Regions from separate parts of the Homo sapiens genome. Here all the other regions are linked to region 3. Evidence: chromatin loops called from intact Hi-C (ENCODE). Cell type or tissue: A673. All regions are shown on one strand. Links, peaks and the distances in the headings refer to the core of each region. The heading gives the core; the rest is flanking DNA.

Evidence for each region. A loop is a pair of places that touch in the nucleus more often than their neighbours do. Peaks named below come from ENCODE experiments on the same cell type or tissue, not always from the same donor. Only the 100,000 strongest peaks of a DNase experiment are listed, where the experiment ranks them.
Region 1: it touches region 3 in a loop (5-fold over the local background); 5 of 110 quality-filtered maps call a loop at or near these places.
Region 2: a loop joins it to region 3, with 5 times the contacts of the local background. A loop is called at or near these places in 2 of 110 quality-filtered maps.
Region 4: it touches region 3 in a loop (6-fold over the local background); 12 of 110 quality-filtered maps call a loop at or near these places.

What each region holds. Positions count from the first base shown.
Region 1 is chr1:91,161,577-91,169,605 of GRCh38, forward strand. No RefSeq gene overlaps it. Among named protein-coding and RNA genes, the nearest start is that of ZNF644, 140 kb to the left of the region's middle. RefSeq lists an enhancer at 3,641-3,790. In A673, for the core only: CTCF peaks have their summits at 3,881 (motif pointing left), 4,084 and 4,735 (motif pointing right); DNase peaks (open chromatin) are centred at 3,875 and 4,725.
Region 2 is chr1:90,704,287-90,712,315 of GRCh38, forward strand. BARHL2 (BarH like homeobox 2) reads right to left here. Exons shown (of 3, transcript NM_020063.2): 3 at 7,253-8,029. The coding sequence ends at 8,026. Among named protein-coding and RNA genes, the nearest start is that of BARHL2, 9.0 kb to the right of the region's middle. RefSeq lists enhancers at 1,759-2,553, 6,698-7,266. In A673, for the core only: no CTCF peak of the experiment used is centred there; DNase peaks (open chromatin) are centred at 2,535, 3,865, 4,265, 5,215 and 4 weaker places; H3K4me3 peaks cover 4,439 bases; H3K27ac peaks cover 5,000 bases.
Region 3 is chr1:90,129,288-90,137,316 of GRCh38, forward strand. No RefSeq gene overlaps it. Among named protein-coding and RNA genes, the nearest start is that of ZNF326, 140 kb to the left of the region's middle. RefSeq lists an enhancer at 2,979-3,480. In A673, for the core only: a CTCF peak has its summit at 3,928; DNase peaks (open chromatin) are centred at 3,934 and 5,374; H3K27ac peaks cover 1,163 bases.
Region 4 is chr1:90,575,419-90,583,447 of GRCh38, forward strand. No RefSeq gene overlaps it. Among named protein-coding and RNA genes, the nearest start is that of LINC02787, 32 kb to the left of the region's middle. In A673, for the core only: CTCF peaks have their summits at 3,978 (motif pointing right) and 4,177; a DNase peak (open chromatin) is centred at 3,973.

The DNA.
Region 1 (8,029 bases), core at 1,372-6,371, 1.0 Mb after region 3:
CTTCTAGAAGAGGCAAACTGCACATCTCATTTTAGGTGGTGGCTGGTTCTGGTATCATGGGCATGTTACCGCTTTTTACACAAAAGATTGCAATATGTGCAATGCCTGTCTGTGCTTTTGTTTTCTATGGTTTTGTTTTGTTTTAACATGTTTGATTTTTTTAAAGCTGTTAAGCCCAAGATTGGAAGCTCTCAGATGATCAGATCTTCTCTGGTGTCAGGATGCAAACACGCTAGTCCCTGCTTAAACAAGGCTCTAGTCTTTTCTTTGTATCTATTCCATCAGGAACTGCTGGAGATAAAAGCAAATGTCTTAGAAGAGCAAGTGTGATATGTGGTACGCTATCAGGAATAAATCTCTTCCTGCCAAGCAAGACTGTAAGGCAATCTGGAACCAGTTACTAAACAAACTTGTTTTATTTCAAAACAGAATCACCTGACTTACTTTTCTATTTATTTCTTGTCTTGAATTCTTTTTTGATATCAAGATGCTACTAATGAAACACAGTGGACCCGAATTTTCCAGGTGAATCGAGAGAAAGGGGTTTGTAAAAAGGACTTAAAGGGAAAGAGCCCTCATTTCCTTTAGATTTTGAAAGGATGGTGTTAACAGCAGAGGCTGAAAAGGTACCATGGAAACTTAGCCTGGGAAGGGAATGGAAGGGCAGGGAGAGTGACAGAAGGAGGCAGAGGAGGGAACTGGTGGTGTTCTGATGCCAAAAACCCCTCTCTTAGGTGTTGGCTTAAGGAGTGGCAAATACGCAATGCGTTATGCACTGATGTGCGCCGTGGAATCCGATGTCTGTGGGGCTGCTGTGCGGTGTGTGGGGCCCTCAGATGAAAGGGCACTGGAGAGTAGGCCTGTGCCCAAGGAACTTACTCTCAACTGTGCCACACCCAGGCAGGGACTTTGTGAAAGCCCTGGGGTGACTGACAGGTGATGGAGGTACCTGGTAGCTGTCTGTGTTGACCAGATAGTGCCCCAGCACCCTGGCTTTTCCAGGTGCTGGTGTCTTCCCAGATGAGGATGCAACATAAAAAAAACCTGGAGATTCCATTTGGCAGGGGAATCCATACATCCTCAGTGCAGGCACAAAGACTGCAGGTAGCAGGCCTGTGGTGAAGGGCCAGCATTTGTATCATGGTCCTGACATTTTCTCACATACTTGGTGTTGCTATTGTTGTTGTTGTTTTGTTTTTGAGACAGGGTCTCACTGTGTTGCCCTGTCTGCAGTGCACTGGGGCTCACTGTAGCCTCCACTTCCTGGACTCAAGCGATCTTCCTGCCTCAGCCTCCCAAGGAGTTGGGACAGCAGGCTTATGCCACCACACTCGGCTATTTTTTTTTAATTTTTTGTAGAGACAATTTTTTGTGTTGCACAAGCTGGTCTCAAACGCCTGGACTCAAGTGATCCTCCTGCCTCAACCTCCCAAAGTGCTAAGATTACAGGCATGAGCCACAGCGCCCAGCCTCTCACATACTTTGATATACAAGATCTCATAACACTCTGCAAAGAAACCCGGAAAGGAAGCTGCCAATTTTCCCATTCTACAAATGAGGATGTGGAGGCTCAGAGGCTGGCTGACCTCCTTAAAAGCTCTGAGCTGTTCAGCTGAGGAAGTAAGTCTCAAGTCCTGTTCATCTGACTCTATGGCAAGGGTCTGAAACTCGAGTGCTCAGGGGAGCAGTGGAGTCATTTCAGTGAGAGCAGCGGCCTGGAGACCATTCACACCGTCTAAAGGGGCAGCCCACGCTCAGTGCTAGCAGAGTGCTGCCATCCAAAAATGCAGGCCCAAAGCTGCTAGAACCTTCTGTTCTTCAAGAGAAACTACAATATAGATTTTTGTGTGAGAGCGCAATTTATTCAAAACAATTTATTTTTTAAAACTTTAAAAAAGAAAAACTTTGTGTGGCCCCAAACAACATGCCTCACTGCCCCGTCCCGCTTCCCTGCCAGTATGCAACTCCTGCTGTGGCACATTTCACGTTTATTGAGCACCTGCCATGTCCAGGAACTGTGCCGAGTGCTGGGGGACAGGCACAGCCCCTGTTTGAATGAAGCCTGCCTGCTGGTGCAGGGCTTCTCTATCCACGTCCACTCAGTCTATATCAATTCAGCTTCTATTCCTGCTCCTGGGCTGGCTGCTGTGGATGTTTTAAAAAATACCACATGGTTGTACAACAGTGTGCGCGGACTTAATGCCACTGAATTGTGCAGTTAAAAACAGTGAAAATGGTTAACCTTTACATTATGTATATTTTACCAAAATTAAAAAGTCAGTCTACAGAAGACACATGTAATTTTTATCCACAAGAAAGATAAAACCTAAATGAGAAGAGAGAACATAGTGCTATCAAATATTTCAGTTCAATAGACATTTGAGTCCCCATTGTGTATCAAGCACCATCTTAGGTGTGCACACAAAGTTAAGGAAGTTAGTTCCTGTCTTGAAAGTCACTTCCTACCCTGATGAGAGCAATGTCGGGAGCAGCCTTGGTTTTTGCGGTTAACAAGAGCTGCCCTTTACGGAATGCAAAATCTCTGCCAGGTCTTTAGTAAGTGTTTTATGTGCACCGTCAATCTCACTGGAGCCTCACAGCAAACCTATGGGGCAGATGCTAATACCAACCCCATTTTACAAAGGGGGCAGAAGCTCAGAGAGGTTTAGTAACTTCCCCAAAGTCACACAGAGTTAATAGGTAGAGAAGCCAGGTTTTGAACCCAGTTTAGAGTAAAGTTACTCTAAACCCCATGGGCAGAGGGATGCAAAGAGGCCTGGTGTAGCCAGCTCAGAGGGGATCAGTGTGGGCTTGAGAGACAGGAGCTCTTGAGGAGGCTGGGCCAGAGGAGCTGCAGGACCCAGGTGAAGGCACCACACCTTCAATCCAGGTGAGTCTCCTGTTACAAATGCAGGAGCAGGTTCACAGAGAAGGCCGTCAATGCTGATTCCTAAAGGATGATAGAGGGACAAAATGGGAACAACATTCTGGCCACACGGAACAGGGAAGAGGGGCCCACCGATGTCATTGAGCCCTTGGTGCCCACTGTGGCTCAGTGAAGGTGACATCACACGATGTAGGTGAACTCTGAGGGAGATGGCAGCTGTGGCGGGCCTTCATGGGCTTGGCGGGCCTCAGAAACTTTAGCACAGACACTCCACTGGGAACTGGACTGGAGGAAACTGCCAGGTACCACATGGCAGCTGAATGGGCTAAAACAGAAGAATATTGAAATAGTGAGAGAGTGGGCTTTTATGAGAGACTGGAGGTTCTCCCAACATGCACAGTGGAGATGAAGGCTGAGACGGGCAGACAAGATGACGTTAGAACAGGACCAGATCATATTGGGCCTTGTCAGCTCCAGGCTACAAATGCACATGTACTGTGGACGTGGGGGAGCAGCCTCAACGCTGCCTCAGGGGGTAAGAGGCTCCTGGACAAGGTAGAAAGGGGCCAGGGAAAGCCGGCCTGGCTATGTGGTGAACTCCGTGAGGTGGGCTGTCAGTCCACAACGCTGTGTCTAGAGAGACTTGGAAAATTCAAGCCTGGTTCGAGAGAGCACGGTCATGCAGAGCAGAACGTGGCTGTGGACATCCAGGAGGGAAGAGGGCAGCCAGGTCAGCCCCAGCTGGTGGGTTGAGTTTCGGGCAACACAGGGAAAGATCCCTGGAGGAGGGGGCCCGCTGGACTGGGCAGGTATGTCAGGGCTTACCGGTAACAGAAGCCAAAGTCCAGGAAACATCTAAGTCACACCTTAGCAGGCTGAAGGGGGGTTGTAGTGGAGGGAGGCTTTTGTGCGGAAGGGTGACCGTCTAGCACCAAGCTCAGTCCCAGATGGAGCAATGGCGATAAGGCTTGTTTGGGCGCCACCTGCTGGTAGGCTGCGGCTACTGTTACTCTGGCCCTGGGCAGGTCCACCTCAGATGGAGGCCAGGAGGGAATTTGTAACAGCACTCATGATGGGATTTTTACTATTTTAGTTTTGGTTGAGGCATGAATACAATAAATGCTAAATTCCAAAGGGGCTACTGTGCAGAAACTTCAAAGTAGTATTAAGAACAGGGTAAACACCTTTTAAATTCCTGAGCCATTAGGAAAAGGCAAAGAGGATTTGCAAAGAGAATTTTTAAAGTGAGAAGCTGTTAAATCCCTTCTCTCCCAGGGTTGGTGGGAGGGGATCTGTGGCTGCGCCCTGCATGAAGTCTGGAGAGAGACTCTAAGAAGAATACTTGGAAAGCTTGTTAAGTTTTTCCTGAATAAAAAGGCACTGGACTAAGGTCAGACTTCTGCCTAGAAAATCAGACAGGTAAGAAATGGGCTGGCCGGCTGCACCAGAAACCGAATTAAGGGGAGTTGGTTGCTGCTTCAGGCAGAGTTAGTAGAGGCAAAGCATGTGCATGCGTGCTTCCAGATGTGCTTGTGCAGAGAGAGAAAGGAGGGGGTTTTTCGTGATGGTGATTGTAGTTGTTGCTTTTCAAGGAAATGTCAGGTATTGATGAATTAACCAAGTATAATAAACAAATGCCACAAGATACGAAATATTTGTGTAAGTGACTGTCCCTATTTTATTTTTTTAGAAATAAAACTCCCAATCAAAATTCAAACAGCTCAACAATATACATTAGCAGAGAACGAATTTCCCCTTAATTGTATTCCCCACGCTGACCTTTAGGGCCTTTTCCAGCATTAATGCTCTCCATCTACTTTCTAGAGCACATTGTGCTTTGCAGCCAGCAGGTGGCAGCGCTCCACTGCTTTACGGGGACCCAGAAAATAAGTGGATTTGGGAGGCAAGTCCCATAGAGCAGAGAGCTTTGAAAAATCGTTTTCCTTAAAAACAATTTTTAAGTTTTCTAAAAAAAATCAGGAAAACCCTGTGATTTTGTTTTTTACCTGTTTAGAACTGGCCAGTTCCAACTACTGTGCTCTAGGTGAGACATTATTGTCCCTGAGCTCTGAGCTTTTGCAAGCAAGAAAGAAAGGTTTAGAAAACAAAGGGGCTATATTGGGTCCTGTGACTGAAAAGTCCAGAGGTCTGCTCTGTAGGGAGGAAGATCCCATTTTGATTCATTTTGATCCCATTTGATTCACCCCATCATCAGGGCCTTAAACCATTTTTCTGATGTTTTCTGCTTTCCACAGGCCAGCTTTGTTGTAGGCGTGCCTCCCTCATGATGGAAAATAGCTGCAGCAGTTCCCGGCCTCACATCTGCACATTTCACCTTCCAAAGCCCCCAGAAAAATGTTGCCATGAGCCTCAGTGGCCTGAATGGAATCACTTGACCATTCTTGTTTTGTTTTTGTTTTTGTTTTTGTTTTTTTGAGACGGAGTCTTACTCTGTCACTCAGGCTGGAGTTGGAGTGCAGTGGCACGATCTCAGCTCGCTGCAACCTCTGCCTCCCGGGTTCAAGAGATTCTCCTGCCTCAGCCTCCTGAGTAGCTGGGATTACAGGCACGCACTATCATGCCCAGCTAATTTTTGTATTTTAAGTAGAGATGGGATTTCGCCATGTTGGCCAGGCTGATCTGGAGCTCCTGACCTCAGGTGATCCACCTGCCTAGGCCTCCCAAAGTGCTGAGATTACAGGCGTGAGCCACTGCACCTGGCCACTTGACCATTTTTAAAGCAAATACTATGACCAGAGGGATACAGTTGTGCTTATTCACTTGAGCCTAAGCCTCATGCCCATTGGGTGCAGTAAAGTGTCCCCCGTGGGTACATGAGCTGTGTTGTGGTGACGGAATACCTGGATAATTAAGGATAGTTACCACAGAGTGAGGGATAGATATTTGGTGGCACATGTGGAACGTCATCGTGAGCCTGTTGCCATCGGTCTCTAGGAAGCCCTGTTGTTCACTAAGGAAGTGGTGAACCCAAGCATCACTCAGGGAAGCCAGCTGAACATCTTCCAGGTCTGTCCGCTCCGATCCATCCTCTACCAGTCAGCCCCCAAGTGACTGCACATTTGCACAGTTCCTCTGCTGAAAACCCTACTGGTGGCTCCCATTATCCAAGCTAAAGTCCTGTTCCATTCAGGAACATGAGTCCTATACCGTGGCTCCTGGTCTCTCTGGCCTCGTCACCCTCCCCTCCCTCTGGCACCTTAGCCTCCAGCCACACTGATCCGCTCGTTCATTCTCTCCACTCTTACTTGGAGGGTCTTTTCATTTTTTCCTCCTAGATTTACTTCTCTTCCTCCTTTCAAACTTAGCTCAAGTGTCAGTAACTCCTGGAGAGCACCTTCCACACATGCCCTGGGCCTGGCTTGGTGCCCTTGTCCTTGGCTTCCCCACAACCCCGTGAATACCCAAAGCATGGCTCTAACCACACTGTGTTGAGAAGATGTTCACTGTGTGCCTCCCTCTACTAAACCATGAGGTTCTTAGTGGCACAGGACTGTGGTAGGTTGGTAGATGCTCCAGGAGTGTCATGGAACTGCTGGAATACATCCTCAGTCCTCACTTATGCAGCACAGGACTGCATTGTCTGCATTTGGCTCTGGGAGGCAGGTAGTGGATTTTGCCTCTCAAGAACAGAACTCCCTCAGTCAACTGTCTTTCCCCTGGACCGCACGATTCATTGGCCTGAGTGATGTTGTAGGGTCCTTCCCTGTCTTAAAGTGTATGATTCTCACTGGCAGTAGCATTGGAGAAGCTGAAGAAGAGAGGACGTCCTGCTGATCTAAGGTGATGCCTCCCTGAGGGCCTTCCTCTATAGGAAGTCAAATTGGACCATCAGGGAACAGCCCCAATTTTTGGATCTACTGGATTCCTAGTGAATCATATAAACACCCGTGGTGTATAACCTTTCCCCTCAAAAGACATTTTCATTTTTCAGAGATTTCTAATTTTTTTTTCTTCTGGCTTCCTGGTTGACCTGCCAGGGTGGAAAGGACCCAGTGTTCTTTGTGTGTGTGTGTGTGTGTGTGTGTGTGTGTGTGTGTGTGTGTGTATACATATATGTCTATGTAGACATATATAGACATGTCTACATGTCTACACGTGTAGACATATATCTACATGTCTACACGTGTACACATATGTCTACATGTCTACACGTGTACACATATGTCTACATGTCTACACGTGTACACATATGTCTACATGTCTACACGTGTACACATGTCTATGTCTACACGTGTACACATATGTCTATATACACATATACATATATACATATACATATATACACATACATATATACATATATACACATATACACATATACATATATACATATACACATATACATACATGTATGTGTATACATGTGTATACATCTATGTATATGCATGTATGTGTATACATATATGTATACATATATACGTATGTATGTGTATATGTATATATACATATATACGTATGTATGTGTATATGTACATACACATATACATATATACACATATATACATATATACATAGACATATATACATATATACATATGTATATACGTCTACAGAGACATATATGTACGAATATACATATGTATATACGTCTACATAGACATATATGTACGAATATACATATGTATATACGTCTACATAGACATATATGTACGAATATACATATGTATATACGTCTACATAGACATATATGTACGAATATACATATGTATATACGTCTACAGAGACATATATGTACGAATATACATATGTATATACGTCTAGACATATAGGTACATATATACATATGTATATACGTCTACATAGACATATAGGTACATATACACACGTATATACGTGTATACACGTATATACATGTGTATATACGTGTATACACATATATGTATATATACGTATATACACATATATGTATATGCATTTATACGCATATATACATATACACATATGTATATATGTATATATGTATATATGTATGTATATATACATATATATACATACATACATATATACATATATACATATGTATATATGTCTACATAGACATATATGTACTATATATATAGTGTGTGTACACGTGCGTGTGTGTGTGTTGTGTATTTTTTTTTTTTTCAAGAGACAGGGTTC
Region 2 (8,029 bases), core at 1,783-6,782, 580 kb after region 3:
TGGCACTTGTGTATAAAAAGCAGTGTTTTGAATAGTTGGGTTTTTAAATTATGTTCCAAAATATTAATTAATAGTAAGATCCAACGCATTTACAAGCTTAAATGTACATGGTCATCTTTTCATCATTGACATTTCTCAATGGAAATGTTTATTTGACCTGTCACCTTCGGCCACATGAAAACACCCCAGACATGTGAAATAACAAAGTAAAAATCAGGAGGACAAGGCAGGCAGGGAATGGGGAGCTGAAAGGATTCTGCAAACCTGGGCCTTAAAAGTCTCCCAGCAGGCCACAACTTTCCTCTTTTGAATTCGCCCACCTGACACTTCTTACCAGACCCTTGGCCATCATGTCTACTATCAGTTTCTGAAATGAAAGCAGTCATTGTTGCTTTACTAAATGAGGTGGAAAGGTCTTAATGTTTATATATAAATTCTAATCTAATTCTGCCCCAATAAATTTCTTGGTGGGAGGACTTTCAGCATGTGAGAGGCACTGTACCTTCTGCAGGAAAAATTAGGCCATGAGACTCAAGATCGGCTGTGCGGAGCTGCCTAATATCATCCCTTATGCGCCAGCAGGGGCAAAGAATTTTAACTCAAAATAATAATAGGAGACGGGTAAGAGGAAATGGATAACAGAAGTTTGGGCCCGGCTCTGCAACCAGGCACGCCCAGGTAGCTGCCACTCAATGGCTGAAGAGAAGGCAATGGGAGAGCCCCTGCAATCGCGCAGCCAGCCGCGAGGGTAGTAGTCACGTGATGCCGCTGGCTAGAATTGTTTGGTGCGAACATCTGGCTCTTGGTGGTCATCTCTAATGTGTGTTAGAAAAGTTTGTGGGGCAATCAGAAATGTGGATTCCCAGAAATTTCCAAAGCAATCCAGAAAAGAAGGAAGACAAAGGGAAGTGTGCTATCCCACGGTTATCCAATTGTGCTTTATGTGACTTTCTGGGCCAATCTATCAATGCATAGTAATGAAAGATTATGTGAAATTTATGTGTCTATTCACATATGATAATGTTTAATGCAATGCCTCAGTGTGTTCACTCAAGGCCAGTGAGAAAGTAGGTGTCCCTTTAAAATCCTCTTAATTTAATGGAAACAATTTGGTAAGCTTTCATTAATAGAACATTTGTGGGAAATAAAACAGATGAATAAGAAGGTGACGCTTTAAAGTGGCTACAGCTCTGATGCACCCTACTTCCAGTGGGAAACTGTCTTTCTTAATATCTAGTCTGGAATCTCTCTGCTCATCAGTTTGCAGATACCCAGTCTGCAGGAGGCAAGAGTTGGTTCAAGAGGAAGTTGGGCAATCAGATTATCAATGCTACTAACAAACATTATTTGCATTTTTCAGAAATTATGACACGGCAATTTTATCAAATTGGAGATATATTTAAAATCAAAAGCTTAAAATTAAATCATTAGAAAAACTGTTCACTCTACAGGAAACCTAGCTAATGTGCTTGGGAGACTCTGACATTTGAAAACTATACCAAATAACTTAGCTTTCCTGCAGTAGGAAGTGAATAGCACGGACTTCCACATTTTTTCCTAACACTCTGTCAGCTGATTTGTTTTAGAATGCAGACCATTTTTACACCACAGGCACCCTAATTTTGTATTATAGGAGTGGGGAAACAACGCACCACTAATATCTAATTCCTCTCTCCTAAAGAGGCATTATAAATGTACATTGTTTTATAGAAAACTTTCCCTACTAGTTCACGTGAGGATGGACTGTGCCTGAATGGGCGCCCTGGAACACCTCTTCCTCCAGTCCCCAGAGGCTTTGGGGGAAACCCCGTCTCGCGAATAACGCTTGAATCTACAGACATGGATAATCCATTGCACTACATATGTCTACTGGTTCCTAAATTCCACTTAGCATTTTCGTACCTCCAACTATAGTGGGAAGGAGGAAGAGAAGAGCCAAAGGGGAAGTAGGGGGTGATCAACAAAGAGGAGTTGACTTCCAAGAATTGAAGAGAAATCTGAAGGAGGTATCATTTGCAGCCATGAGGTCTTTAGAGCGGTGGGAGTGAAGCTGGATGCAGATAAGAGCTCCCATCTGAGCAAAGATTATTTTATTGTCTTCACAGGAGAAGAAGGCTTTATATTCCCTCCAGAGCCCCCCGAGATGTGAGAGAAGGGCCCTGCTCTGTAGGCCATCCCAAGTACCGTCCTTGAAAGCGTCTGGATTCCCGTCCCAGGCCTATAGAGCCCCTGTCCTGATGCGCCCATGCCTCCCTGAAGCGCTGTCTGTACCCGGGCGCAGGAACTCGTGGCGGCCGGGCGGTCCTGAAGGTGGAGGAGCGCGGGGCCCAGCTGGGGTACGCGCCGAGCAAGAACCCGCACGGAGCCGGCGCGCCGCGGCTGGGCTTCAAGGCCGCCGCGCCAAATCCCTGGCTGCGACGTGTATGCGAATCGTTAGGAGGAGGCGGGAGGACAGCCACACTGAGGGCCTCTTCACTAAAGAATGAAGTCTGACGGCGGGAATGGGGGTGGGTGGGGGCGGGAATCCATCAGCTCCACAAAGTGACAGGGCCCTTTTATCGTAAATCAAGTTCAATCTCGCTCTCGCGAAGGTCCTCTTTTTTCGGCGGAGCTCCCGCAGGGGCGACTCGCTGTCCCAGACCAGATAGTAGCAAGAGCTGGGAGAGACCCAAATCTGCAGGGAGAGGGCGCGGGCTGAGAGCCGCGGTGGGGAGCAGGGCCTGGGCCCAGCGCGACCTGCAGGGCTGCTGCCTCGGGAGCGCTTCTGCTCTGCCTGCGGTGGCCGAGGCGGCGGCTCGCCGAGCGCGCTCCGAGCTGTGCGAACAGAGGAAGTATGTGCCAGTTAGAAGGGTTCCGCCGGCCACCTCGTCGCAGCCGCGGCGCAAGGTCTTGGAGCCGCAGACCTGAGGCCCGGCTCCTCCCTCCTCGGCTTCCACTAAGAACTTATTAAATAGGGACGATTCACAGTTGATCTGTCACTGAGCACTACTTACCCCGAGATCTTTGGGTTTTTGAATTACTTTATTGATCTGAAGATTTTGTTCTTTGGAATGTGACCCTGTTTGGACTTAGAGCTAATCAGGAAACGCTGCCGGGGAGGTTGCTTTGTAATCACTTTGCTTACCTCCCCCCGGGCGCCGCCGACCCTTCCTAGACGCCTCCGCTGCGGCCGCCTAGGCTTTTACCCGGAACCCGCCAGCCCAGGTTACCTAGCTCCACCCGGCGCCCTGGGAGCTGTCTGTGGTGCTAGCACACAGAAACCGGGAGCGGGAGACCCAGTGGACAAGGAGAGGAGAGAGGAGACAAACTGAGAATGTAAGGTTAACCGAGACGGTCCACCCAGCAACACTCAAACTGACAAAGACCTTCAAAATTCAGCCGGAAGGACCGGGGGAAATAGTCCCTTCTGGGTCATCTCATCGCCCCGAGACAGATGACCTGGTTTTCTAATCCAAGAGGCCAATGACACCTCCCTTTCTCTGAAAGCACACCTCCCCACAGCCCCACACACCCCTCTCACTTACCCCTACCCAGCCCTGGGGATAAGGTAAGAAGTCAGGGCACTCGGCACTGGACCCTTATGATAAGTGGCCCTAACTCCAGAAAAAGACACAAATGTTAGCAAAGAAGCCTGGAGATGACTAAAAAGTGGGACTGGGTAAAGACCTAGTGGGAGACTTAAGGAGCTTGGGGATACTGTTCCAGAGTCCATAGGAGTAATCCCTGGAGAGGCCCCCACTCACTCATCTGCGCACACCGCTCTCTAGTCAACAGCCAGGGTACAGAGCAAGCCCGAATTCCCTCACCAAAGATTCAGAGATGCAAAAGAAACATCATTTCCCTGCAAGGCTTGACCCCGCCCCTGAGCATGTCCACCAGTGGTGAAAAGTCTCATTCTTTCCAAGCATGTTGACTTCAAGCTTGGTTTTTTCAAAAACCAGGCAGCTCTCTTCCAGTACATTTTTGTAACCACGTGGCTTAACAAGAACTAAAGTTTCCCTAGCCCTGGGGAGAGCTTTTCCAAATATTTTTAGAAAGTTAAAAATATAACAAAACAAACTACTCACAAGCCACTTGTTTAAAGAGGGGAGGTGGGATCCGACAGACTCCTGGGGAAGGGCTGCCTAGGCAGGAGTCAGATGGCAGGGAGGGAGGAGGAGGGAGAGTAAGCAGTTTTATTTGCAAGGGAGGAAATCAACTGTCTAATTTGCCATCGTGTGGGCTTTCATTTTAAGGGGTGGAGCAAAATTAAACGGATACAGGGTGGTAGGTATCTTTGCTGGAGGCATGGAGCCAAGAAGCAATCACTACTTTGCAACTCATTGAAAAATCACTAGTTTGGGCTAGAACAGCTGGCTGCTAGCCGGGGAGTTAACTTCTTCCTTCACACTCACTACAGATTTGTGTAGGTTTGCTGGGGTCCCTGAGCTGATCTTGGTGTTGGCAAATCTAAGAGGCCTTTGTAGGTCTTTAAACGTCTCTCTGAAATAACTTTGTATTACTGTGTTTCTGTAGGAAGCAAAGATTGCCACTGAAAATCTCTGTTTTTCTAGCCTCCGACTTAATCAAAGGAGCAATCTAAATGGAGTCCAGCCACGGAGTGCCCTTCAGACACCAGCTGAAGGTGGGAAAAAAGAAAAAGAGTACAGTTCCCAGGGACAGCTGTCCTCTGCTTCTCTGTAACTCCAGATTTCCCATGAGAATAGGCCTCTGCCTGTTACCTTGTTCCTTGCTTCTCAGAAAACCTGGAGTTGCACTCTTCACCTCCTAGCCAACCTCCTAATTTAGTTGAGCAGGCACAGAAGGAAAGAAGGACCCTTTGTGAAGAAAAAAATTGAGTTTGCATTTGACTTTTAAGCAGGTGACTTTTGAATACTAGGGCACCTGCTGAGGTGCCCTTTGCAGTACTGCTGCAGAAAAAGAAGGAAAGAAAAGAAAGAAAAGGAAAGGAAGAAAGAAAGAAAGAAAGAAAGAAAGAGAGAAAGGAAAATAAAAGAAAAAAAGAAAGGAAGGAGAGAAGGGAGGGAGGGAGGGAGGGAGGGAGGAAGGAAGGAAGGAAGGAAGGAAGGAAGGAAGGAAGGAAGGAAGGAAGGAACCAGGCACCCACCCAACTTTCTTCCTGGGACAATATCCCCCACCCCACAACATCCAATCTGCCAACTTGTATGCAACAGCAGGTAACCAAACAAATTTAGAAAGGACATTGACACATTCAGCTGCATGATTTAGGGGGTGAAAGAAAACATGACTTTGAAGAAACTTGGATTTGGGGAGGACCCTAATGGATCCTGAGTAATTGCTAGCAGCAGAGCAATATGAGGTTGATTAAGAGATCTTGGTCTCTGTAGGCACAGTGCTTCCCCCTGCATTGTCCACCTCAGGAGTCCAAGTTCAGCCTTGAGTGTAAAGCGGCAGTGGGCAGACTTCCCGGCCCACCATCCTGCAGGTGGCTGGGGACTGCTGGCAGCAAATGGGTGCTCTGGCCTTATTTGGATTTGTAGTTTTGTGTGTTTTTCATACCTGGATCTGAGTTAATTCTTTGTAAAGATTCTTTGTATGCATAAACTCTGTGGCCTCTCAAATCCCTCCTTGTGCCTAGAGTTGACCAGCCCCAGTTTCAGTGCAAACAGAAGCTATAGCACCCTCAAACCTTGGAGAGTGCCTTTTTAGGCCTAGGCAGACCACTTTTAAACTGTTTAAACTTGATCAAAAAACCCAACTGCAAGATGAAACAAGGAGGGTCTGCTAAGTGCCTAGGTATTGGACATCCTAACTGGACATAGCGGCGCCCAATTTCCAGCCAAGCCCAGCTAGCTGAGTTTGTCTCAGCTAAGCAGGCAGAAAATGAGAAGGGCCAGTCCAGACCCTTTTGTTAGAATCAAACAAGACCAAGACCAAGTTTAAAGCAAACTGATGAGCTGGAGAGAAATCTGCAAACCACTTCCTAATTAGCCAAGGTCTGATCAAGGTGCCCCCAGGCAATTTCCACCTGGATTTCACTTTTCTTCCCTCCTTCTTTCCCACCCCTCCTAAATATACATTCCCACATCACTTCACATTTTTAAAAACATTTTTAACTACACTAAGGTTCAACCATCAGAGAAAGTTGGAGGCCAGGTCCAGATGTATTTTAGCTGCTTGTATTACCCCTTTGTCACTGTACTAGGGCAGGAGTGAGGATAGAAATGTGAGGATGCCCAGATAGGAGGTCTGACTCTGGCTACTCAGGAAGTGACCCGGGGGCTGGAGAGGAGTAGGAGCAACCTGGGAACTGTATGCTCCACTAAGTGGCTCCTTCATACAGTCCTGAGCACTGAGCCTGGTGGGGAGCCAGCCTGGCGGGGGGTGAGGGGTGGTGCTTATGACTGACTTAGGCCAGGGTGCTACAAACATTTACTTACATACACACACTCACACACACTCCTAAAGCAGGCAGCGGGCCTCCTCCACACTCTGGGCAGGGTCTCCTATTTTGCAGTCCCAGCTGTCCCAGGGGTGCAGATAAAAGGCTTGGCAGCCAGTCTCAGCCTGAGTTCACCGTTGCAAAGGAACTCCAGGCATCGCAGCACAACGAACTCACTAGGACAAGCGGCTCCGCATGGGGCTGGGGGCTGGACGCCCGCCGCCAGGGACTGAGAAGGCAACGATCAAAGCCGCCACAAGGGTTTGTTAGCTGGCCCTCTCCAAGTCCCCCGGGGGCGTCCTAATTGCTCGTCCCACAGCCTCCCGCTCACAGGCTGTCCGACCTCGCCGGCGCTCAGCCGCGGGCAGCAGAACAGCTGCGAGGCTCGAGGAGCGTCCGCCTGCCGCCCAGCCCCTGCCGGCGTTGTCATCGCTGCCCAGCGCTTCGGACCCTCGCTGCCCCAGGAAGACCCCTAGAAGAAGGAGGAGGGGAGGACAGAGGGATCACCACACCGGTGAAGCTGGGGCCTCTATGCAGGTCAGGACGGCAGCAAAGTTGGCCGCCGACTTAGCCAGCACCCGCAGCCTGCAAGTACAGATTTTCTCCCACAGCCTCCTGGGTTGCTTTGAAACCATCCATTTAAAAAGAAAGGAACTCATACATATCAAATAATGGTTCGGAAGAGGCCAGCACGAAAAATGGAGCTGCTTTTATACAAGCCAACCCAACCTCTTTACGGATTTTGTAAATTCCTAATATTTCAGAAGAAATTTGTTGTTCTAAACCAAGTCAGCACTTCATCATAGTACATTCTGCTTTAGTAAAATCAGCTCCCTTGGATTTCATCACTTGTTAAAAAAAGATAAACTTTATTTTTGTAATTTTCAATCACAAAAAAATCTATATTTTTGTCTAAGCATTTATTTTACTGAATCGAAAAGACATGAAAAGAAAAATCATGTTTTTACTAACGTATATAAGTGACTCTTTTTGGACAACATATAATAAATATGATATATCACTTATCACTCAGTCTTTCAAATGTACATTTTTTTCATATTATGGAGCATGCCACTTTTCCAAAAGAAAAAAGGTCATGAGAAATCAGTGCAAAGTTCTCAGTTACCCTCCTCTTTTCTCTGGGGCAGACGGAATGTCCTCGGCAACGCCCTTTGCCTCAGCACTTGAGGCTGTCCATATATAGTTCACTCTGCCTGTGCTGTTTCCGCTCCGTGCCCTTCTTTCTTCCCTCCTTAGCCCTCCCCCCTCCCTCCCTCCTGCTTGTCCCTAAAGTCATTTTTGAAAAAGAATTTGAGGTTTTGTTTTTGTTGATGTTTTCACTTACTGGTTGCACTCTGTGTGGGGTCAGCATTTTCACCAGTCACACTGCTGTGGGGGAGATTTCCAGCCCTGTTTCTAGGGGTGGGGAGATGGAGAGCAGAGGGCTGGCTCCTCTTTGGGGGTCCCCTGCCCACTGGTAAGCATCTTCCTCTCTTACTCCTCTGCCTTCCAGAGTTGGCTGCAAGGGAGGCCTAGTGGCCTGGAGCAGGGAGAGGACGGGCAGCAGTCCGGGTTGGGCAGGGATATGGGGAAGGGATTGCAGTGCCTTCGCTGCAATGTTTTCAC
Region 3 (8,029 bases), core at 1,533-6,532:
AAAGCACAGATTTGTGATGCCACATTTATTAGGATTCTTTGGGGCCCTTATTCTGTAGAACTCTTGGTTTGAAATCTGTACATGTTACATCATTTCAGGAACATGGAGGAGCTAACATGTAGATTAAAATGCCTGATACGTTGTCAGGCATTATAACAAGGAATAATATGTAGGGACTGGGGTGAAATGGCAGAGTTATGGGAGCAATGTATGGAGAGGAGTTCATATTTCATTAAAATAAGTTTCTAGATGTTTGAGGTGGATGGAGTGAGCCTCCAAATGATCCTAGCTGGGATGAGAACTCAAATATAAAGATAGACAAAAAACTTAAGATTCTTTGAATTGAAGGATGAGGAGTTCCAATAGAAGTGACATGAACTCATCAAAAAATCTTGGAAAAGCAGGACTAGTAGACACCCTCCTTCAAATGGAGATGAAGCAAGTTGCAGTAACATCAAAAGTTAATGTTAAGCATTGAGTTTCCAAGTCCAGGGAGCGATAATAGAGATAACTTCTTAAAGAGGTATAGATAAATTCATGGTTGGTAGGTTCATGAAAACTATTTAAAGGAAATATTGATGTCTGTGATTAGTCATAAACCTTTTGATTGATATCAGGGAGGACGGTCTTTGTCTGTCTGAACCATACACTTATTGCCATAGTTGTAGGCTTTTTAAAAAAATTCATAATAGTTTTCTTTTCACTTTGGCTGATGAACTCTTAAATTAGGCTTTACAACCCATCTCAGATTGCCTTTGCAAAACTATCTGGCCTCCTTATTTCCTGAATAGTTGTCCACTCTTCCTTTTCTCTGCTGCCTTGTCATGTACAGCTCTCTATGATGGTATGCATACTGCAGTCTGATTGTTTGTTTACTTCTTGCCTCACTCTCTTGCTTGACTGTGGGGCCCCATCTGCCATCGGTGTTGAGCATGTTCTAAAAAGGAAGTCCAGTTTTCAAGCTAAGTGGCTAAAAATCTTTTTTTTGAGACAGAGTCTTGCCCTATTGCCCAGGCTGGAGTGCAATGGCACAATCTCGGCTCACTGCAACCCCTGCTTCCTGGGTTCAAGTGATTCTCCTTTCATAGCCTCCTGAATAGCTGGGATTACAGGCATGTACCACCACGCCTGGCTAATTTTTTGTGTCTTTAGTAGAGATGGGCTTTCACCATGTTGGCCAGGCTGGTCTTGAACTGACCTCGTGATCCACCTGCCTCGGCCTCCCAAAGTGCTGGGATTTCAGGGGTGAGCCACTGCGCCTGCCCAAAATTCTCTTTTAAAATTCAGTTTTCCAGCCATTTTTGATCCAATGCAGTGCTTATATTTTCTGTTGAGTGAAATAATTATCTAAGGCAATCAGTTTGTTTTTACTGTTTTTTAAAGAAAAAAACAATACCTCAATGATTTATTTAGGGTTTCTGCAAAATATTCCAAATGATTGCTCAGATTGTCCCCTTCTCCCTATATCCTTTAAAAATATTCCTTCAGAATCCAGGAATTTTGAATTATGTCACCCTCTTTTCCTAAACTCTAGGTGCTTCCCATTATCAGTAAAGTCAAACTCTTCAGCAAGACACTCACAACTCCCCTGATGTGGCACCCACTAACTTCATGCCTTCTTTGCCACCACATCCCCTGGTGTCACTGTTCCAGGCATGTCAAATCACTGAGTCCCTTTTTGTTCTCTTGCCTTTCTTATTTCATTATCATCTGCCTGGGCTTTCTTCCTCCATCTTCCCTTATAGCTAAGTGCAAGTGTTATCTCATCTGTCCCCCATATCCATCCACTCTTAAGGTGATTGTATCTCTAGTTAGCATTTATTTTAAAAATGCTTATATGTCTTCTTGTCCACCAGACTAAGTTCATTGAGCCTTTGAAATCCCTAGCACAGTGCCTGGCACCAAGTTGATGTACAATACATTGATGGTCTTTGATCGATTGGCTCTAAGGCAGTCTTCAAAGATGTATGACCAAATTCCAAATACTGAGAAGAAGAGGTTAACAATATTAGGTTGTAAACAGACTGAATATCTTCCTATTTCATTTCCCTGCAAGAGTGAAGGTGAAACAGATGGAAATGTCTGTATTTAAAGGATGTTTCCATAAATTATTCTGTGTAAAAGACACCTAGGAGCCCACTCAGTCATGAAAACTCAGGCCATTCTGCCTTTGTTTTCATTGATTTTTCAGTTATCCTGTCACAGCCAGGCACAAAATAATGCTAACTAGATGAGGCTTATCTAAGGACACCTTATTAAGAAACTAAAAAAGGACCTTAGAATGTGTAAAGGCAATGCAGAAGCCTTAGGAAGGGGAGAGAAAACGTATTAAGTGTTTTTCAGAAGAGGTAGTTGAAACAGTCCTGAAGCACCTGAGAAAAAGTTATAGAGCATTATTTATCTTCCAAGATGGCACAGCATCTTGAATCTGCCTTCCACTATCAATATTAAAGTTACTCTTTCAGTAAGGAGGTCCTTAGTACCTCTTGTGTGTCAGTACCCTGGCAGGGGCTGGGGAAATCAACACCATCTCTGTCTCCAGGGCACTTGCAGTCTGAGGAGGCAGGTGTGTGGTTATCACACAGTAGGATGAGTTCAGTGATAAGAGAGAGGCAAAGAGCAAAAGGGGCCGTGCACACCTCTGACTGGGTGGGTCTGAGAAGGATTCATACAGACACTTGATTTAATCTTGGTAGATGAGTAGGTGTTCACTGAGTTTACCTGTGGAAGGCATTCCCAGTGAAGGAAACAGCCCATGCAAAGGCATCGTAGAATGAAACCTCAGGTGATGTAGAGAGAAAGCTTCAGGTTACCTCATTTTCCAGTGCATAAACGTTGTGATGTAAGCCCTTCCCCTGGGGGTTGCTGCAACTGGAGTATGACTATGGATCTAAGTGTGGCTTACCCTTATGTCTTTGGAAGCACTGAACTGCTTTGCTTCCCTTTTTTTTTTTTTTTTTTTGGAGGAGTCACCTACTCCTAATCAAGATTAGAACTTTCTTAGATGTTCCCATTCTTACTAACTAGCATTCTTATTAGCAGAAGTGAACAGATAGGGCTTGGGCTGACAAATGGAGGGGCTGACTTGCTTGTTGAGAATCTTCTCTAATGTTTCCTGAGCAAACCCAGCCAGTGGGCAGTGGCAGGGGATGCTGCAGCTGTGTGTGGTTTGTCTACTTGAGACCCATTCTGGCCCTGTTTAAGGAAGTTCTGTTAATTGCTTCAGTTCCCCAGGTGCTCTATCCAGTTCAATAGCTCTGCAGCCTTGGGGGATATCCTGGGGAGCTTCTGATCAGTGGCAGTGGCTGGGATCTTTGAACCTGCTGTTCAGCTGTAACTTTGGCAAAATATAGACCGTTTGAGCAGGGAGAGTTGGCATGTAGAATTAGAATTTTCCACTGGAATAGTCCAAACAGAGGTAGGCAAGAGAGAGAAGAGAGAAAAAGGGCTGGACTCTTAAAAATTAGTGCACTGCCTCATTGCTGTGTCTCATTTTCTCTTTTCTCCCAAATATCCCTTCCCTAGGTGCAGCAAATCAGTGCCACATCCAGTCAATTATGAAAAGCCAAAAAGGTCTTTTGTCTTTTTCTCTGCACATTTGGATAAAACATCTTTGTTTATGACTGCGTAACATCATTTCACCTGGATTTAACAACAGTAATCTGTCATATCTGGAATTAATTTTGATTCATGGCCAAGTGCCCTTATAAATCTACTGATGAATTTTCCTGATGTTTTGAGTGAGTAAGCTCATTGTTGGGCTGGGCACGTGCTCATTGGCTGCAGCTGTGAATTCCATACCCAGTACATCCTGTAAATCTGGCGTAATCTGTAAAATAAATGGCGAGCCAGATTCTCAGACTAGCAGAGCTAGAAGTGACAGGGCCACTGCATATAATCTTGCAATCTGGGCACTGGAAAACTCTAGGGGGAGCCATTGACACATTTTATGATGTAAATGGTGCCCACTAGGGTTAATTAAACCACAATCTTCTCTTTCTCAGAGTCTAAGAGTTCTCGGGCCAACTTTTCAGTCACGTATTTCCTCACTTTTATTTTTTCTGTTTTTCATCCATTCCTGAGGCCAGCTGAGGTTTTTACATGTTTGTACTTGGTTGCTGGCATGGCATAGTATTGTATTTGTCAGGGTAGACTAGGTTGCATGCACTGCAGTAACCAACTGCCTCAGCATCTCAGAGGCTTATGTAACAAAGGTTTATTTCTTGCTTAGTCTTCATGCCCATTATTAGGGCTGTGCATTGCTCCAAGTCATCCTCAGATCCAGGCGGATTTTTTCCTCATAGAGGACAGGGTGAACCACACACTTTCTTTTAAGGCTTCTGTTTGCATTCCATTGGTTAAAGTAGTTCACATGGCTATGTTAGCTTGAAAGAAGGGCAAGGAAACATAACCTTATATGACCCAAAGGATGGGCCCCAGATCACCTGTGAACAGCTCTAATGACGGCCACAGGTGTAGTGGAGAGGAATAGTGAAATCATGGATTTTGAGCTTAGTCAGAAGTTCAAATCCTGGTTCTGCTTCTCCCTGGATGTTTAGTAACTTGCAAGCAAGTTGTGTAATCTCTCTGTGCCCCAGTTTCCTTACCTGTGTAAGAGAAGTTACTAGTATTTTCTCATGGATGATGGTGATATGCCAGTTTTGTAGTAAGGGACCCTCAAAATTTCTTTTGTGTCTCTCTGCCCGCTCTCCACCTAGGGTCCCCCATAGTGCCTACACTTTGTATCAGTCTGCTTAATAAGGGGAGATACTGTCCCTGTCTCCCAGCCAACAAACAAGAAAGCCCTGGTGACATTTGCCAAAGCTCATGAAAATAGCTATTAGGAAGGCAAACTGTGCTTAGAATAATATTAATTGGACTTTAAGCTCATTAGGAATTAAAAACAGCAACAAAATTTTCACCTCTAGCATAAGGGGAAAAAAATCCTTGAGAGCCACATAGCTCCCCACTAAAATGCATAGCTGCTGACCGTCTGTAAATGCCCAGAGGATTCTCTTTGCCTGGCTACAGAGGTTCAGGATAACATAGCAGATGCGAATGACTTCAGGATACCTTTCATGCTTGGCAGGCGTCCCCATTTTATTTATGATATCAAAGCTGCTATGCTGTGTTCTCTTCTGCTGAAGACATAAAAGAGATTCAGAAGTCATCCAAATCATCTTGTAATTAATGTTACCATGCACGCCCAGGACATTAAAATGTTAACAGTGTTAGAATCGTGTGCTTTGGAATACCGAGTGAGGGCTTTATTAGAGAGAAATGCTCAGCAGATGTCATCCACCCTAATTGAGGACATCAGGGTGCCTGCTGCTTGTTCTTATCAGTGGTGCAGAGTGTTTTTTTTTTAATTTATTCATTTTCTTTACTGCTAGAATCTGCTCTCATTATTAGACTATCTTGTCACTCATTTGCATTTCAAGTGCTGGGACTGGGGGGGAGCAGCTATCTGCCTTAGAAGAACACTTCAAGGGTTACTCTATCAAATAGCAGCACTGTAGCACAGTGATTCTGACATCTGGGTTATCTTATTCCCAGATGCTCTGTGGTGTCATTAGCAGGATTAATCTTAGCTTTAATTTCATAATGATTCTTATTCTAATATATGTGAATGAACACAAAGTCTCTTGACTCATTATCACCAATTTACCCAAGATATGTAATCAGGCTCTTACATTCACCAACATTTATTTTTGCTAATACATCTAAAATTGTAGATTAAGCAAATATAGTTAGTTCCAGCTGAGTGAATGCCTACCGAGGTAGCACTGTAGTATTTATGTTTTAATTAAAGTACATTAATGGCGTTGTTTTTTAAATATGTACTGACCAGAAATGTGTTCACGGGGAATAGTAAAGTCGTTGTTCAAGCAGGGTCCAGCTGTAAAATTAGTCACAGCAGCATTACATTAGAAGCCACTACCCACTTCTTTTTCAAATTATTGAAATTCCCTTTGCTAATTAGGTTTTTAACCTTTATAAACAAGATGGAGATACACAGCCTTAATTCCAAACAACTCTGCTCCCCTAAGGAAACAGAACGGCAAGTCCTTAATGGTGAGTGTAATTGCGATAAGCCTTGTTGTTTTCATTCCCATTCAAGGTTAACTTGTCACATCAAATATTGTCACTTTTAGTTTATGATCCAGGGTTGGCAACAAACCATTTCCCCTATCATTTGACACTGAGTGTGGTCATGTACTAGTGGGAGTGAGGGGGTGGGAGAAGAGATGGTGATGCAATAGCAAATTCCAAATTCTTCCTTGTTAACTTCAACACTGGACTCACTTTTTTCATTTGCCAGATGTTGTCGCCCAGCAGCATGTAGTGCTTTATTATTGATGGATAAAATGTTCAAACATTTAAAGAAATGAAAGTCAGCTTTGCATTTTTAATTAATTAATTAAAAGTACTGTAAATGCCAGCTTGTTAATTGCTTTGCACCTGCAAGCCAACACAGGTTTTGTGCACTCTTTCTTTGAATATTAAATTTTTTCTCGCATGTCTTTGTAATGCTTGGGAAGTCTCTCCAGCAAACATATTAGTAAAGAGTAAATATTGAATCTTAGACAAAACTCATGGCTTCATCTTTCACTGTACCCAGAATAGGATTTAAAGGAGGATTTAGATTTCCAAGGCTTCTAATTAAGTAGTGATAATCAGGCTTTCTGCTGAGGGTCACTTCCTGGGAGTAATTTGAGTTATTAAAATGCATGTTTTTGTTTGTTCTGCTTTGCGAGCTAAAACCGATCCCTTTTAATATAGCAGCAAATATGCAAATTGGTGTTTCATTATATTGTGCAATTTATGGCAATCTTCTCTAATTTATTGAAAGGTCAGGAGCCTGACCTTGTCATTCAAATTTTTTTTTCTGGTAAAGCTAAACTAATTATGTGGATTTTAAAAAAATTTATGAAACTCTGAAAGTGTGCAGCATGGTAAAGAATGTGACAAATTTAACTTTCATTTAGCTTTCATATTCATCAAGACGGCCTTCGGTTTTATTTGGATCCTAGCAGGGAAGAATAGGTGATTTAGGAATCAGTTGGTTTTAAGTACTGAAAAAAGAAGGTAAAAAAATTCTTCTATCTCAGAAAAACATGGCAGCCAGAATAGCTTAGCCTTACTGAAATAATTAATGTGTACATGCTTTAAATTGACATTGGCCAGAAAATATTAAAAAGAATGATCACAGGCTCAACAGCTATGTATCTTTGCTCTGTAAAGAAATGAAAGAAATGGGGAAATATAAAATCAGTGCAAAGATAAAAGTCTCATCAAACAACAAAAAAAGAACAAACACAATTGAACACAAGATCAGGGATACAGCGGTTAGAAAATCACCCAAAATAAAATAAAAAAGAAGAAATAAAAATGAATAAGGAGTTTTATTGTTTATGGTCTTTGATCCATTCTGAAGTAATGTTTGTATATGGTGTTAGGTAAAGATACAACTTCATTCTTTTGCATGTGATATCCAATTTATCCAGCACCATTTGTTGAAAAACCTGTCCTTTCCCTATTGAATGGTTCCTGGCACCATGTCAAAAATCATTTGACCATATATATGAGGGTTTATTTCTGGGCTTTCTATTCTATCTCATTGGTCTATATGTCAGTCTTCATGCCATCACCACACTGTTTTCATTACTACAGCTTTGTAGTAAGTTTTGAAATCAAGAAGTGTGAGTCCTCTGGCTTTGTTCTCCTTTTTTAAGATTGTTTTAAATATTTACAGTCCCTTGAGATTCCATATGAAATTTGGGATGAGTTTTGCTATTTCTGCAAAGAAGTTCATTGCTATTTTGATAGAGATTGCATTAAATATATAGATCATTTTAGGTAGTATCGATATCTTAACAATTTTAAGACTTCCGATCCACGAACATGGGATGTGTTTCCATTTATTTACGTCTTTTTAAATTTTTTTCAGCATTGTTTTGTAGTTGTCATTGTACAAATCGTTTACCTCCTTGGTTAAGTCAATTCTTAAGTATTTTATTCTTTTTGA
Region 4 (8,029 bases), core at 1,334-6,333, 450 kb after region 3:
TGGAAGTGGCTGGGTTCAGTGGCTCACGCCTGTAATCCCAGCACTTTGGGAGGCTGAGGCGGGTGGATCACCTGAGGTCAGGAGTTCAAGACCAGCCTGAACAACAAGGTGAAACCCCATCTCTACTAAAAATACAAAACTATCCAGGTATGGTGGCAAGTGCCTGTAATCCCAGCTAATTGGGAGGCTGAGGCAGGAGAATCACTTGAACTTGGGAAGCAGAGGTTGCAGTGAGCCAAGATCACGCCATTACACTCCAGCCTGGGCAACAAGAGCGAAATTCTGTCTCAAAAAAGAAAAAGAAAAGTGGGGGAAGTGTGGAAGTCTAAATCCTATCAAACAGTCTAACCTCAAAACTGGAGTCAGACTCTTTATTACAACATTCTGTTGGCCAAAGACAGTCATGTGGCCAAACTCAGAATCAAAGGACAGAGAAATCAACTCCAGTGAAAGAAATTACAAAGTAATATGCCAAAGGAGCATGGAAAAAAGAAGGGTATAGAATTGAGAAAATTAATGCAATCCAACACCTAATGAAGATGGATATTCAGGACCAAGGTATTGTCTCCAGAAAATGTTTTGTATTTGTATGATGATAACAATGGGTTATATACACAAGACATTGAAGATATGTAGCAAGGAATGATGAATCCAGAGTTAATGAGTTTATGTGACCCTCCAAAAAGGAAAAAGAAACACCAAACTTAAAAATCTTTTACTGAATCTGACATGTTGAGGGTAAGCTGGTGGGGACCTAGGAGTGCAGGGTAAGTGCTGCTAGATCCCAAATTTGATGTCTCTTATTTCTCAAGCTATGACATTAGGTCCTGCTAATTCAGGATAATTACCCCTTAGTGAATCCTCCCAAGAAAGAAAAACCCTAACCTGGTCCTAAGTCTCCACAACATTTATTACAGTTTAACTTCTCCTTCCCCTACCCCATTATTTGAACTTGAGAAATATATCTCAATTTCAATATTGGTCTACATAAAATACAGCAAGAAGAGAAAGCCTGCTGACCTCCAGTTTCCCATTCAAGTTCTCCTCCCCACCACATACGATAATTTAATATAAAGACACTATAAGTACTCTTTATGTTACTCATCATTCAGTTATTCCTCCCTCCATCCTACCAACATATATAGGGCACCTAGTCTGTAAGAAGAGTAAAGATCTTGCTACTTCCCCTTCAACAGCACTACCCAACGCACACCATAGCATGCTGTGCTCACCCTCTGCCTCCTTCTAGAAGCTGAGCTTGGAACTACTGATTCCTCAGAACCAGCAGTGCTGCACAGGCAAGTCAGCCAAACCCAGCAAAGTAAGAAAACAGAATTTTATTGCCAAAATTTACAATAATTATCTGAGTAGTGAGCTAGAAACTTCAAATTTTAGATTCCTTAGGTAAAGATCCCACTAGAAAAAGATAAGAATCCCATGAATAGAAAGGGATAATAACTCTTAAGGGAATTTGAAATCCTCAGGAGAAAATATGCCAATGAAAACAAACTTATTTTAAATGCCCACTCTCTTTCACCTCTCACATCCAATCAATCACGTGTTCTGTCCACTTGACCTCTAAAAATATCCATTAAATCCATCCACTTTTATCTGTCTCCTTAACCTGCAGATAACCTAGATACTTATGTGCCTTCTGTCCATGGCTCACCAATATTTTCAGAAAGAATCCCTAACCCCATTACACAGCCTATAAGACTTTCCATGACACTGTCTCTTTCCCACCTCTTCAGTCTCATCTTTTTCCTGTACATACCCTGTATCTCCCATATGCATTTCCCTGGGCCCACCACATTTATTAAAGGCTTCAATCTTTGCCTCTGCCTAGAATGCCCTTTAGTGACCCAAACAACCTCCAAATGATAATCTCCAAACTATTCTTCACATCCCAGTCCAAAAGCCTTATGCACTGTGAATTCTTTCCCACCTCTTCACAGTTAATCATTTCAGGCCTCTGCATGCTAAATACCTTCTACCTATCTCTATTGCAGCCCACGTCAGAGCTTCATCGTAAGAATTTGTTGACCTATTTGTTTCTGATTAGAATATGAGCTCATCGCAAGTGGACACCATCTCATTCTTCTTTGTATCTGTCCCTACCTGGCTCTTAGTATAATGCCTGGTACCTAGCAGTCACACAACACGTCTGACAAATGAATAAATGAATATATTATTCCTTCCTGACAGATCTGTTACCTCTCTCACACCAACAGAATGATATGCCCATGGTGGTGACTGGGACAAACTAAACATGGAATCGGTAGTGACAGCCTACAAACTTCTGAGAAGTACAACCTAAAAGATCAAGATAGTAAAAAAACAAAAACAAACAAACAAATACAATGAGAGACACATGGAGAAGTGGAAAAGAGAATGAGAGGGAAGGATTGAATGAGAAGAACCAGAAAAGATCATAGAAGTAACAGACAGAAAGAGTTTGGATAGGCAAGAAGAAAAAAAAAAAAGCAAGATGAGAGTTATGACAGTAAAGGATGGCTTGGACACCAAGAGAAGGAGAGAGATGGAAAGCACTCTTCATAGAGAAAACAGAGCAAGGAAGAAGAAGAAAGCTAAGGAAACTAAGAAGAACCAATTACAAGGAAAGCAAAAAAGACTTATTCAAGGAGTATGGTGTTAAAAAGTAAATGAAGTGAAAATTTTTAAGTGCTAAACTCTACCAAAAAAAAAAAAGTATGACGGCTAATTTTTACAAAGTAAAACTTAAGACAAGTGAAGAAAAAGCATAACAAGTCTTTTGCTCGTGTTTACATGTCATAAAATATTGAACAAGAATTAAAACAGTTTACCAATAACTCTGTCTCTGTGCAATACAATCTACACTGTCCTTTTCTGGAGAAATGTACTCACTGTGTGGCCCTGTTCAGGCACCAAATCTTTCTAGCTCCAAGAGTTGTTTCCTCATAAAAACCAGGCCAGTAATATTGACCTACCTAGGTAGAATGCCCTTTAGTAACATAAACTTCTGCCAACTGATAATCTCCAAACCATTCTTCACATCCCGGTCCAAATGCCTCATGCACTGTGAATTCTTTCCCACATCTTCAGAGTTCATCATTTCAAGCCTCTGCATGCTCAGCACCTAGGTAGGTCAATATTACTGGTCTGGTTTTTAAGAGGAAACAACTCTTGGAACTAGAAAGATTAGGTGCCTGAACAAGATCTCACAATGAGCACATTTCTCCAAAAAAGAACAGTATAGATTGTATTGTACAGAGACAGAGTTATGTGAAGAAGAGAAGGTCTTATGCAAACCTCTCGTGGCAGAAGAAAAGGGAAATATAAACGAGCAGAGGGCAGAGAAGGCATGTAAAAATTTGTTAATAGGTTCCGGTAAAATGTCCAGGGCTTTAAACATACCACCCTGTGTCCAACAATTTATGTCCTAGAATGACCAAGAATCAAGCCCATGAAAGAGAAAGAGAGCTCCACTGGGCAGCAAACCACAAGTTCATTCAGTTCCTTGATTTAGGAGTAGGGCCAGAGATACAAGGAGAACCCAAAAGAGAGGTCTGGCAGGGTGGGGAATCTCACACAAGCAGCAAGTTGAGGAAGTATCCAACAGCTTGTCCCTTCCTTGACTCCATGCTTCCTGCAAGTTATGTCCTTATACACATGGGAGGGCCTTCCAGCAGCAGCAATGAAACTGCGTGTGACATTTGAATCTCCTGGGCTTCCAACGCACTTCTCAAATAGCCATTATCTCTGGATTGCAATCACGGGCAGTCTCACCCACTGGACTACAACTTGAGGTCAGTGCTTGTGTCTTCCTCGTCTCTTCATACGCAACACCCATCAAGATGCTCAGCATGTAGTAAATGATAAGTAAACTAAGTGAAAGAATAGATGGATAAATAAACAAGAAAATTATAAATGCTGCTTAATCTTTAAGCCAAGTCCCCTGAGGGTTTGACAGCTCTCTGGGCACCTAGCTACAATTCAAAACATTTACCACTAGATGGCACTATTTTAATGAAGCAGTAAAGCCCTTATTCTGGCATCCTTACTATCAGATACAGGTAAGTGCTTTAATCAGAGTATAAAATGTGTTACTACAAAGGTGGAATCTTCTAACTCTGTAATTTCTTACATTTCCATAATACTCTAATTCTCTACTTGTCAAGAGGAAAATACTTTCCAACAATTTTTCTAAATTCTCACTTTCCCCCATGCCACTGGTACGGCCACATAGATCACTATTAGTAAGTTGAATCCTTTCAAGACCCCCTCTGTAAAACTGGAGAACCTCCCTTGTTAGGATTGGCTATTGTTATAGGTGTTCTCAACCTCATATACCAGGGCTTTAAAATCACATCCCTGTGGACACAGTCAGCCCTAGACAATAACCACATAAGCGGCCACCCATCTCATGGCACTTGTGAAGTCTCTCAAAGTTGAAACTCCTAGGCCATTGTCACCATGGCCAGTCAGAACAAGGCTTAGCAGCAGTAACAGGCAGTCAGGCACTGGGTGATCTCTACACACTGCTATCAGACTCAAGGAGACAGAGGACCCAAAATATGTCTCTGAAAAAAGTGGGAGAGAAAGTAGCAGGAAAAGAGAAGGGCAATTTTCCAAGGCTTCCAAGCCCGCAGCAGTAATGGTAATCCTAGGGCCAAGCCATTAACTCCCCTTCATTTGGGCTCAAAAAAGTCATTTTCCTCACAGAAAGATAAAATAAACCAATTCATGATTTTGCCTCCTCTCTGTATACCAATAAGGTAATTACTGTAAAAAGGTATACCTGTTACATTGGTTTTATTCCTTTTCAAATAAACCTGGTATTGAGAAGTCATGTCTTCATTTTTGATAGCTTCCTTCAAAAGGTCCAAAGGGGCATGCTGATCTTTGGATTCTCAGAACGCCCTCCCCCTGCAGCTGCTGCAGGTTCCAGCTTGTCACACCCAAGCCACTCCTTCTTCTGTTCCTTCTGCACGCCGCTACTTGCCTGGCACTGTTGAGCACATACTGCCTCACTCAGGAACTCTGGGAGAGCAAATATCATGCCTCTTGTACCTTTTTAAATCCCTTTTTATTGCCTAGCACAAAGCCCTGTTGAATAAGAGAATAAAATAGCCTAAGTTTGAGGCTACTCTAGAACTCAGCAATTAACTCATCTTCGTCATAGGTTATAGGGCAGCTGCACATCTTAACTGGCACTCAAATCTACGTCATCCAAACCTCGTATGTTTAGATCCAAACTCATCATGTCCTCCTTCTATCCTTTTTCCCCAGACCTGCTCCTCCTCCTGACTTCCTCCTCTCTCTTGATGGCACTATGGCCCTGCCAGGCATCCAAGCTCAAAACCACAGAGTAACATTTGCCTTTTTCCCCTTCCTTGCTCCCTCTTTGCTTTCACCCTATCTCCCCCTTTGCATCTCAACAGCGTATTCAGGCCTTCAGTCTCTCCTGCCTTAGAACTTGTCTCTCTGCTACAGGATAAGATTTTCGAGGATGGAGAGCCTTTATTTACTGACTTTCTCATTGTCCTTAGGGCCTTTCCCAATAGGAGTACTCAGTTTATTAATTCATTTACTTGAGAATGTATTAGATGCTGGCCATAAAGCAATGAATAAGATAGGAGATATACATATGCACAGATAGTCTATAGTGAATATCAGGGAAATTTAAGTAAAAATGAAAGATTGAGCTTGAACTAACCCATCCCTAGAAGCTTCTCAAAGTATCTCTTATTTAAGAATAAAAACGTGTTTTCTTGTATTATAAAATGTGCAACATTCTATGGAGTAGGACATGAACTACTTTCACTCAACTATAAAACCAGTGAAAAGAAAATGAAATTGTCCAGATTTGGGCACAGAAGAGGCAATTTAGAAGAATGACAATTTAGTATTGAACTATTTTTAGAGGTGAGTGATACCCTATGCTCTGAACCTTCCCTGGTGTCCTGCCCAAATAAGAGACTTGCAAATCTGATTTATAATTTTTACAAAAGATGATAAAGGAATGGTGCACAATGCCTTTCAGATTACATTTGCATTTTAATAGAAAATGTCAGTGCCCCTGTCTCCAAGGGTGATGCATACTGGAACCTTCAGGTGCTCTGGCATTTAGCTCATGAGGGCTATTCCTGGCCCACCTGATGATATCACACAGGCTTTCACCCCATCATAGGCAGGAACAACCCTGGTACTACTGCACCCATCAGAGTGTCTCAGGCCATGGAATAATAATACTGGCTCCCTCTTCTATTAAAGGACGACTCTCAGTGTCTCAGAGAAATAAAAACAGTCAAGAGCACAAGCTCTGGAGTCAGAAAGATCTGGTAATGGTTATTACTGTTGTTGTTGCTGCTGCTGTTACTACCTTTATCATTTTCAGTACTGAGGATTTCCCCGGGCTATACCAATCCCAGCCTATATCCAGGGCACGTGGGATACACCACTACCACCTAAAAGCTGACTCTGAGTTCTGGGGCATACCAACTAGAGATATGCAGAAGCTGGAATATTTGCTAAATAAGAAAGCATGAGGTCTCCCCAAGACTTCACTTAGCACCCATCCCCTCCCAGTCCCTACGGTTCCATTCCGTAATCCATGGCTAATACTTATTGGGTTATTTATTGCATGCCAGACACTATGCTAAGACCTTCACACACCTGACCTTATCTAATCTTCACACAACCCTATGAAGTATATTATATTAGTATCTCTGCTTCCAGAGGAGAAAACTGAAAATTAGATAGGACAATCGTGCCTCAGGTCATACAGTCAGTAAGAAGAGGGAGCTTTCTGAATACTTTTATTTTTTTTCCCTCCAACTTTTTACAAAAACAACTTCTATTTGGTTTCCAATTACTGTTTTAAATCCCTACTTTGATATTAGACCATATTGTATCAGTAAATTAAGCCCTGACATTTAAGGAGAAGTCATTCATTTAGGTGCCTAAGTATAATTCTTTTTGGGGAGGCATCAGGGGGCAAGATGCAGTCTCGCTCTGTCACCCGGGCTGGATTGCAGTGGCACGATCTCGGCTTACTGCAACCTCTGCCCCCCGGGTTCAAGTAATTCTCATGCCTCAGCCTCCCTAGTAGATGGGACTACAGGCGCACACCACCATGCCAAGCTAATTTTTGTATTTTTAGTAGACATGGGGTTTTGCCATGTTGGCCAGGCTGGTCATGAGCTCCTGACCTCAAGTGGTCCACCTGCCTCAGCTCCCAAAGTACTGAGATTACAGGTGTAAGTCACCACCCCCAGCCCTAGGTATAATTCTGTATCCATGAGCTAACCTTGGCCAATATTCCTGGAATATCTTTTAAAATATGTATATTGATAGAATTAAAAATATCCTGTAATTATCTATAAGACCAAGGTTGTCATTTTACAGATGAGAAAAATAAAGCCCACAGGTAACACATGTCTTGCTCTAAGTGTCATAGCAGGAAGAGAGCTAGAACCCAGGGCTCTTCTCTTCCCAAAGGGCTCAGCTCACCAACTGAGACTAACTCTGAACAGCATGAAATTATAAATAATGGGCTCTTCCTTATAAGTAGAATTGCATGGTGGTAAGAGCAAAGGCTCTGAAATCAGCCCAAACAGGCTTTTTCCCATTTCCATTACTATATGACCTTGGTCAGCTAGTGATATGGTTGGGCTGTGTCCCTACCCAAATCTCAACTTAAATTGTATCTCCCAGAATTCCCCCATGTTGTGGGAGGGAACCAGGGGGAGGTAACTGAATCATGAGGGCCGGTCTTTCCTGTACCACTCTTGTGATAGTGAATAAGGCTCTCAAGATCTGATGGGTTTAGCAGGGTTTTCTGCTTTTGCTTCTTCTCTCATTTTCTCTTGCCACCACCATGTAAGAAGTGCCTTTTGCCTCCCGCCATGATTCTGAGGCCTCCCCCAGCCATGTGAAACTGTAAGTCCAGTGAAACCTCTTTTTCTTCCCAGTCTTTGGTATGTCTTTATCAACAGAATGAAAACAAACTAATACAGCTAGTGAGGTCTCAGAAGAGCTTGGAAAG